Regions from separate parts of the Homo sapiens genome. Here region 1 is linked to region 2. A link is an interaction called in ENCODE POLR2A ChIA-PET data of the cell type or tissue named here. Cell type or tissue: CD4-positive, alpha-beta T cell. All regions are shown on one strand.

Evidence for each region. Peaks named below come from ENCODE experiments on the same cell type or tissue, not always from the same donor. Only the 100,000 strongest peaks of a DNase experiment are listed, where the experiment ranks them.
Region 1: POLR2A ChIA-PET joins it to region 2 with 13 read pairs; 11 of 35 experiments call an interaction of 5 or more read pairs at or near these places.

Annotation. Positions count from the first base shown.
Region 1 is chrX:110,186,148-110,191,147 of GRCh38, forward strand. No RefSeq gene overlaps it. Among named protein-coding and RNA genes, the nearest start is that of SNORD96B, 36 kb to the right of the region's middle. In CD4-positive, alpha-beta T cell, no CTCF peak of the experiment used is centred here; no DNase peak of the experiment used is centred here; H3K27ac peaks cover 1,201 bases.
Region 2 is chrX:110,315,662-110,320,661 of GRCh38, forward strand. AMMECR1 (AMMECR nuclear protein 1) reads right to left here and starts at 2,424. Exons shown (of 6, transcript NM_015365.3): 1 at 1,938-2,424. The coding sequence starts at 2,410. It overlaps LOC105373312 (a long non-coding RNA gene), which reads left to right and starts at 2,591. Exons shown (of 4, transcript XR_938504.3): 1 at 2,591-2,787. RefSeq lists silencers at 1-84, 1,937-2,092, 2,137-2,196, 2,390-2,724, 2,457-2,606 and an enhancer at 2,287-2,416. In CD4-positive, alpha-beta T cell, no CTCF peak of the experiment used is centred here; DNase peaks (open chromatin) are centred at 2,480 and 2,970; H3K4me3 peaks cover 3,385 bases; H3K27ac peaks cover 1,615 bases.

The sequences.
Region 1 (5,000 bases), 130 kb before region 2:
AATCTCCTTTATAATAGCATCCAAAATAACAAAATACCTAGTAATAAATTTAACCAAGGAGGTAAATGACTTGTACATTGAAAACTAGAAAATATTGCTGGAAGAAATTTTAAAATGTCTAAATAAATGGAAAGGCATCCTGCTTTCATGTATTAGAAAAAATATCCAAATGGCAATAGTCTCCAAAGCCATCTACAGTTTCAGTGCAATCCCTATCAAAATTCCAATGGCCTTTTTTTTTTTTGCAACAATGGAAAAGCCAATCTTCAAAATCATAAGGAAACTCAAGGGGCCTTGGACAGCCAAAACAGTATTGAAAAAGAAAAACAAAGTAGGATTACACTTCCTGATCTCAAAACTCACTGCAAAGCTACAGTAATCAAAACAGTGTGGTACTGGCATAAAGGTGGACATATAGAGCAATGGAATAAGATTGAGAAATAAACGCAGACCTCTATGGTCAACTGATTTTCAACAAGGATTCCAAGAACATTCAATGGGGGAAAGAATAGTATTAACAAATAGTGTTGAGACAATTGGATAACCACATGCAAAAGAATGAAGTTGGACTGCTACCTCACTACACATACAAAATAGCTCAAAGTAAGTCAAAGACCTAAATATAAGGAATAAAACTATACAACTAATAGAAGAAAACATAGAAGTAAATCTTCATGATCTCAGATTTGGCAGTGGATTCTTAGATTTGACACCAAAAACATTAGCAACAATAGAAAAAAATAGATAAATTGGACTTCATAAACATGAAAAACTTTTGTCCGTCAAAGGATATTATCAAGAATATGAAAGACAAACTACATACAGAGTGAGAGAAAATATTTGCAAATCATATATCTGATAATGGTTTAATATCCTGAATATATGAAGAACTCTTACAACTCAACAATAAAAAGTGAAACAGTCGGCCAGGCGTGGTGGCTCACACCTGTAATCCCAGCACTTTGGGAGGCCTAGGCGGGCGGATCATGAGGTCAAGAGATCAAGACCATCCTGGCCAACATGGTGAGAAACCCTGTCTCTACTAAAAATACAAAAATTAGTTGGGCATGGTGGCATGCGCCTGTAGTGCCAGCTACTCGGGAGGCTGAGGCCGGAGAATTGCTCAAACCCGGGAGATGATGGTGGTTGCAGTGAGACGAGATCATGCCACTGCACTCCAGCCTGGAGACAGAGTGAGACTCCGTTTCAAAAAATAATAATAAAAGTCAAACAGTCTGATTAAAAACTGGGCAAAGTACTAGAATAGACATTTTTCCAAAGAAAATATACAAATAGCCAATAAGCACATGAAAAAGTGTTCAATATCAATGATCTTTAAGGAAATACAAATCAAAATCATAATGAGATGCCACTTCACATCCACTAAGATGGCTTTAATCAAAAAAAGAAAAGTAATGATGGTGAGGATGAGAAATAGGAACCCATATACCTTGCTACTGGGAACATAAAATGGTACAGCCACTTTGGAAAATGGTTTGGCAGTTCCTCAAAAAGTTAAAGGTAGGCTGGGTGCGGTGGCTCATGCCTGTAATCTCAGCACTTTGGGAGGCTGAGGCAGGTGGATCACTTGAGGCCAGGAGTTCAAGACCAGCCTGACCAACATGGTAAAACCTCATTTCTACTAAAAATACAAAATTAGCTGGGCGTGGTGGTGGGTGCCTGTAATCCCAGCTACTCAGGAGGCTGAGGCAGGAGAATCACTTGAACCCAGGAAGCGGAGGTTGCAGTGAGCCGAGATCGTGCCATTGCACTCCAGCCTGGGCAACAAGAGTGAAACTCCGTCTCAAATAAGTAAATAAATAAATAAAAAGTTAAGGATAGAATAACCACATGACTCAGTAATTCTCCACTCCTAAGCATATATCCAAGTGAAATGAAAACATATGTTCACACAGAAATTTGTACACAAATGTTTATATAGCATTGGTCCTAAGAGCCAAAAGGTGGAAGCAATCCAAATATCCATTATGATGGATAAACAAACTGTGTTACATGATACAATGAAATATTATTCAGCCATAAAAAGGAACAAAGTACTAAAACTTGGTACAACTTGGATAAACCTTGAAAACATACTCAATGAAAGAAGCCACAAAAGATCACATATTATATGAGTCCATTAATATGATACATCCAGAATGGGTAAATTCAGAGAGATGGAAGGAAGATTAGAGGTTACTTAGGGGTTGGGGGTGGGACTTGGCGAGTGACTTCTCTTAATGGGTGTGGGGTGTTTTTATGGAGTGATGAAAAAGTTTTAAAGCTAGAGAGAGCCAGGGGTTGCACAACATTGTGAATTCACTAACTACCGAAGTGTGCATTTTAAAATGGTTAATTGTATGTTATATGAATTTTCCTATAAAAATGTCCAAAAAATGGAGGGAGGTTGAAAATAAAGGTGTTTCTTTTTCACTTTCAAGTGCTTTGTGCACCCTGCTTGCAGGGCCCACTGTGTAACATTCCCTAGAGCAAAGGATGTTACCTGCACTTTCCCAGCCTACTGCTGACTATTTATTAGCAATGTCTATTTGACCTTCTCCAAGGCTGCAGGGCCAGTTAGACCCATCTACCCAACAGGAACAATCCCATCCTATTTGGATCCAACAACTGGATTAACCCCATGTTTCCCTTTTAAGCCCCATCATTCATGAGTACCACAGACCACAAGATATGCTAGGCCAGATAAACAAGAACCAATTCACCAAGGAGCATGACTTCATGTACACAGGTCACTATGGCTACCCACATCTGCCCCGACCACAATTCTGGGAAAGAGACCATTGCTGAGGCATATGCCAGCAGGGTGGCAATGTCTTCATGCAGAGTTCCTGAAATTCATTTGGATGTCTGAAGTAGAGAAAGCTTAGGGAAATGTTTGCATTACTCACACCAGCACTGTCCCTCAAAATGATGGGGGTTTCCCACTCTGTCCAGTCCAAGACACCCTTTCCATTCTGCTAGGATATGTGGGAGTGGGGAATATGATTGTTCCATCCAGCCGTTTGGCCAGCCCCCATCTCCTATGCTGATACACAGAAACCCACTTATACATGTTGACCCATATGGTAACCTTGGGTCATTCCAAAATACCATTTAGATGGAAAGTGACTATAGCAGCTCTTAGTTTCAATATCTGCCTGATGTTTGGAAACTCTCAGCAGCTTCCTGTCAGTTAAAATGTGATTTAAACATTCTATTGTATACAAGTTGCGCTTCCTGCTTTACAAGAGCCCACATTTAATACTGCCTTCCTGTCCTTTATGCATAGCTAGTGATTCTGAAAGTTACTCCGATTTTCCTTTCCATGTAGTTTACTCTTACTATTCTTTCCTTCTGCCTCATGAATGGATTTTTTTCTCTGTGGGGTAATTTTTCAACCAGTAAACATACTATAAACTGTCTTCTCCTCTTCAGGCCTCAAGATAGCCTCTTAGAGTCCTAGCCTCTCTCTGTCTCTTCTTATCGCCTCATCATAGGAAGGGCCCAATGCCTCTGAGAGGGCAGCTTCACAGTAAAGAACACAACTCGCAGCCACCCAATGCCATTCTGTGTGTCCAAACCTATTTCTTATACAAGCACATCACTTCTCTTCCAGCCACCTTGCATATTCCTGCTAAGGAGCAAGAGAGCCACATTATGGGAACAGAAAGTCTCCTCCACTCAAGAAATTATGATCATGTCCAGTATGGGGTGGCTTCTGGTGCTGACATATTGGAGTGCAAAGAAATATAATTTCTCAACAGGGGCAGTTACAACTATGTTCTAATGCCACTGAGGTGGAAGCTATTTAGTGAAACCCTATAAAACCCTAATGTTACCTGGGCCCCAGTCTGAAGGACTTTACCCAACTAGACCAAACTCATATGCTCCTTACAACTCTTAGCCCAGAGTGGACTGTTTGTTAATTTATCTTACAAAATTATACTATATTCATTCTGTAACCAAGCAAGGTGCCATGCCTCTGGAGGGACAGGCACTCAATAAATATTGATGGATCATGTTGAGCCTGACATTTGGGAGGAAAAGGCCAAAAAAAAAAAAAAAAGCTGTCATTTCATCAAATGATGGCTTCCCAAAAGCTCTCAAAATAACTGGGCATGTTGAGGCTCCAGCAGTGGTTTTGATTGTCCTGTGGGATCCTGGGGTTCTGTCGGAACAGCCCCAAGTTTCCATAAACTTTTTTTTTTTTTTTTTTTGAGATGATGGAGTCTTGCTCTGTTGCCCAGGCTGGAGTGTAGTAGCGCAATCTCGGCTCACTGCAACCTCTGCCTCCTGGGTTCAAGCGATTCTCCTGCCTTGGCCTCCTGAGTCGCTGGGATTATAGGCGTGCGCCACCATGCCTGACTAATTTTTGTATTTTTAGTAGAGACAGGGTTTCGCCATGTTGGCCACGTTGGTCTCGAACTCCAGACCTCGGGTGATTTGCCTGCCTGGGCCTCCCAAAGTGCTGGGATTATAGGCGTGAGCCACTGTGCCCGGCCCTCTATGAACATTTAATTCAAAAAATACGTGTGTGTTGAAATACATAATATTTTGAAACTGTGATAATAAAAACAGAAACAAAAAACACTTAACAACACCTGGTAAGTTAGTTATATACAGAATGGCAACTGAAGACCACCAGTGGGTTAGCAGAAGCCATCAGGTTACTTACTTGTCTTCAAACCTCAGGAGTTTTATGCTTCTCCTGCCCGAACTTCTTGTAAGCTTCAGATAGCTGTGGACTGTGCTGGGTTTTTACACTTTAGACCTATATGTACACACTTTCATAAAATTAATCTGATCTCCGTGCAAATCAGGACCTTCTTGTTGTTGTAGAGCTAAAACATAGAAATAGACCGCTGAGACTATTCATTCAACCCAGTTGCAACATTTTATAGTTATCAAAACAACCTCGTTCTCCTTAATAAGTAGCTTGTATACATTTGTGCTTAATAGCGATGAAATAGTTCTTTCAATCTGATTTTTAACATAACGAG
Region 2 (5,000 bases):
TGTGTGAAAATAGCACCTCCTGAAAGTGTGTTCTCATATGCTTTGGAGCAATGGAGCGTGAATACTAAAGCAGCCTTTGCCAAACTCATGTTAACAGCTCAAGAACTAAACAGGAGTGAATTTTTGCAGTCCCATGACTTTGCAGAGCCAACCTAAGTATCATCCCAGGACTAGCTTTAATACATCACAGACATCCAAGAGAAGGCATAAAAGTCACAAATAAGTGACTCAAGCTAATAAATATTTCATAGATTTATTTTACATGGCAGTCTTTTCAAAATGAATTTTACTTCTTAACCAAAAAAATGAATTGGCTAAATAAAAGTGTGGACTTAGGATTTAAGCTTCTAGAATTAACACTATGAAATTTATAAAGATATTTATTTGACGAAGTGTTCTCCTGGATGCTCTTTCATGCACTTCTCATAAACCAATGCCCAAAGATTAACCAAGTCTAAAAGAAAATGCACAGACCACAGAAGAGTCATACAAAATTAAAGACATTTAAAGAATGAAAGCCAAAGAAAACAAACAGTACAAATGCACAATTTCCAGGACACTTTATTGTAATTTCCACTTTACATATTAATTTAATATTTTAGTCTAGGCAGAAATGTTTATACTTATACAACAGTAGTCCAATCCTCTAATCTCACAAAATGAAAAGGAGCAGTTTTAAAAGAACATCAATTCAGGTATTTATGATATGGGGGACAAGGGGCACTTGTCTTAGCTGGAAAAGGGGCTGATGCCTTTCAGTACGAGTTTCACTGAAATTTTTTCTGTATTATTTTTCTTGTTGATGCTAAGTACTCAAATAAAAGCAATTGCACTTTTTCTCATTCTGCCCTCTCTTGGTCTTTACATTCTGTCTAGCATTTAACGCAAAAAGTCAGTTTACATTCAGTTTACACATTAAAAAAAAAAAACCATATGCCCCACCTCCCACACATCCAAATGGACAGGGATTAGAATTAACCTGGCTTTTAGCTGTAACAGTGCTATTTTAAAATTTTTCAACCACACACTTGAAGGGTAAAATAATTTAAGATACAAAACCAAAGGAAACCATAACAATTCCTACACATTTACTATTTAACTGTTCTCAAATCATCAAGTATAACATGGATTTCTTAAAAAGTGAAATCGACACAAAAGCGAATGCACGCTTAATGTACAAACTGACCGTGGCTCTGTGGGGACAGTTCTCTTTGAATGAGCTATTATCCAGACGGTGGAATGGAAAAAAAAAAAAAAAAGGTCGCACTCTTCAAATGTGAGGAAGCCGGCAGTGCGCTCGCTACACGAGAAACACATTTTAATGGGTGTATTTGGATAAAAATAAGTAGTAAGGGAAAAATGTGTTTTAAGAAACCTCCCCCCTTCCCAGGGCACAAGAAAACCCAGAGGAGAAGATGGGTAACCTCACAAGCTCCAGAGCTAAGTTCCATCACTAACAGAAGTTGGATAGTTGCTATTTTTCATCCTGCAATGGGATAGTAGTTCTCCATGTGCAAGATACGCGGGGCGGGAATACTGGCGGGGCTTTCACTTGGGGTAATGGAAACCAAAGTGAGGAGAGGTCAACACCTTGAGTAACCCAGATCTCCAAAACCGGGGCAGGGTGAGGGGTGGTGGGGGTGGTGAAGGAGACAAGTAAAGGAGTCAAAACTCCTCGAAGTCATCGCAAAGAGAAAGCTAACACCTCTAGGAGCCACGGGGCCATTCCTTGCAGCAGCACCCTGCTCCAAGTGTGGGGTGCCTGCCTCGGAGGGCAAAAAGCGCAGGGTGCCCTTAGTTCAGTTGAGTAGCTCCGGGGACCCGGGCAGCGAGAGGGCAGGGGCATCCGCCGGCCGGGAGGCGGACTCGCACTTTGCCTCAACTCTGAGCCCCATCCCGAGCGCAAGGGAGAGGGCGGCGGAGGGCACGGTACTCACTAGGGCTCGTTGGTGAATCGGGGGGTCCGGGGCTGCTGGTATCCATACAGGTGACAGTAGAGCACATCGAAGCAAAAGCAGCACATCTCTGCTGACACCACCATCTTCCGGGAGCCCGGCGATGAGGACGAGGCGGCGGACGATGAGGAGGGTGAGGAAGAGGTGGCGGCGGCCGGGGTAGAAAGTAGGGTCCCCACTCCGCAGCTCGGAGGTGGCGACAGGGCGATCCCCCCGCCGCCGCCGCCGCAGCCCTGGGGGGGAGAGAGGGTACAGCCGCTGCCGCTACCTCCTCCGGTTAGACCTCCCAGCCCGTTGAGCCGCGTACCGGCGCCTCCTAGTCCCAGCTCCCCAGCTCGGCACTGGCTCTCTCCGCTGCAGTGGGAGGAGGAGGAGGCGCCACCACCGCCACCCGAGCCAGAGGGGGGCGAACTGGACAGTTTCTGCTTCTTCACCCCGCAGCAACCCGCCGCCATCTTGGAACAGTCTCCCCCACGCAGCGTTTCCGACCCATAAGTGAGGCGAGCTGGCGGCGGGGGCGAGCACGCTGCGGCTCAGGCCGCCGGGGGCGCGCCAGAGGCTGGCGGGGCGCGCGCGCGCCGCTCCCGGCCCCGTCTGCCTAGCCACGCGGCTGCCCCGCGCGCGCCCCCGCCTCGGTGCGCGCTCCTCGCTTTCGCGGCTGGGCGCCTCGCGCCTGTCCCGCCCGACTCGTGCCTCTTCTGAGCCGCAGCCCCAGCCCCAGCCCCAATCTCAATCTCTCCGGCCGGCAGAGGTTGGAAGACAGGAAGCCGATTAGAAAGGAAGGTGAAGGAAACAAGAGTCAGACAGCGGAAAGTGGGAGCAAAGGGAGAAGGTGGGCACGCCCGGGAAGGAAGGAGGGAAAGGGAAACTAGTGGGGGTAGGGGGGAAGAAAGGAGAAAGTCCGAAGTAAGCATCCAGGTCCCAAAGCACAGCTCAGTAACCCCCCGCCGCAAGCAGTATTAATGACACTTAAGCCCAGTTACGTGGAACCTGAGCCACCCGGCCTCAAATACACGGGTTTCTGAACTGTTGGAGTGTGAGCGAGCAGGTGCCCAGAGCTCCATACCTGAGACCGCCCCTGTAAAGTGTGTACAAAGCAATCCAGGAAATGGCCACGCTGCTGTCTTTTTAATTCCAGCCTAAGCACACACCAGGGTACTCTTTCCTTTCCTTATGGAGAAATATTCAAGTCCGACTGAATCTATGTATCTTGTACTTGTTCCCCCAACTTACCCTCCTTGCCCCGTTTAAACATTTAAAAGCCAAAAATAAAGTCCTAACTAATACTTCACTGGTTCAAAGATACTAATTGTGCTTTGGGACTTGCAGTGGTGGACTTTTCTGGTTTTGGTTTTTATTTCTTGGCTTGGGTACAAAGCAATTAGGAATATTATCTGTAGTGCTCAGATCTTAGAGATAAATAGGGAAGGTAATGTACTTAGTCACAAATTGAAAGATTTTGTTCAAGTATATAATTAGCTCTTAATATTCATTTTTAAAATTTCTCAATTAAATGCTTGGATGGATGAGGAGACATATGAGTCAGTCCCTTTCTGGGTGCCTAAGTGCAGCTTAATAATAAAAATAATGACAATAATCAAATGTTAAAATTCGTAGAAATGAACGTGATAGAAATAGAAAGCGTAAGTTATTTGCATTGTATCTACACCATGCTAAAACATCTAGATAAAGTCAGGTATCTGCATATTTAAAAACTGCAGATTGATTTTTGTCACCTTTTTTCTACATGCGTGGGATCTTGCAGATAGCTGGGGGCTGTTCATTCCACTCAGGGAATAAAAACAAAACAATTTATTCATTCAGTAATATTGAGCCTCTGCACCATACTATGTGCACAACACTATACTTCTGTTGAAATCCAGGGCGTACTCAGGAAGTATGCCTCCCGCTCTAAAAGAGTTTATGAATTAAGTCAGATACATGCACATAATCAGATAAATAGCTATTATAGTATGTATTGAACACTTTTTAGGTCTCCAATACCATACCTCGTCCTACCCCATAATCCTTCAGAATAAGATACTATCTCGTTTTATCTTCACAACAATGCTCTGAGGTTACTCATTAACAGATGAGGCTATTAAACCTCAGAAGTAATTTGCCCAACATCACACACCTAGAAAGTAACAGAGCTAGGATTGGAATGCTGGCATGTCTGATTCCAAAAACCATGCCATTATACTACATTGCCTCTCACTAACAATATATGATAACAAGGCTAAGGATGGACAAAAGATAGTGACATTACACTCCAGCAGGTGGAACCGAGGTTAAACAGAAATAAGAACTTAGTTTTTATGGAAAGATTGAGAGACACTGAAATATGTTACCAAGGAAAGATGAAAAATCTCCTTCCAAAAAGATTTTATGAGATAGATAGATGAAAATCTGGAATGGTTAGATGCAGCCTAAAGACAAAAGGGATAGTTTAATTGGTCGGTGATATGTAATTTCATCCTCTCAAACTTCATCACTGTTAGAATTAACCTTAAGTATGAAACAAATAACAATTCTTTGTCAATTACTAGTGGAGTAAAAAAATGCATTAATATTTTGTCTATGTTACAGAAGAGAAAGCAGATTGGTTTTTTTAAAAAGCACCACAACAACTGGTATGTTAGGGTGTTTTGTACGTTAGGGTGTTTTGTTTTGTACTTTGTCCTTAACTACCACAGGCTACCTTTTAATTTTTTTGAAACTAGACTGAACATAATATCAGACAATAGGTATCGATTTACTCCCCACCCCACTAAAGTGATCATTTCTAGAGTAAAAAACCAGAGCCATTTAATGACATCACAAAACAGTTTAGCACAGGAAGCAAAGTAGGATACCATGGATGGCTGCTTCTGCTAGGGGAATTTAGGAAAGCAGAATGTAATCTCCCAATTTAGAATTTGGCCAGTAGACAAGAGTCTAACGCCCCTACTCTTGTGAAAAATAGCAAGGAATCTTTAATAAGCACCAGTAGTCATGTCCTTAGTTCTGCATTTCATCTAAAAGACAAAGCACTATCATGGCTAT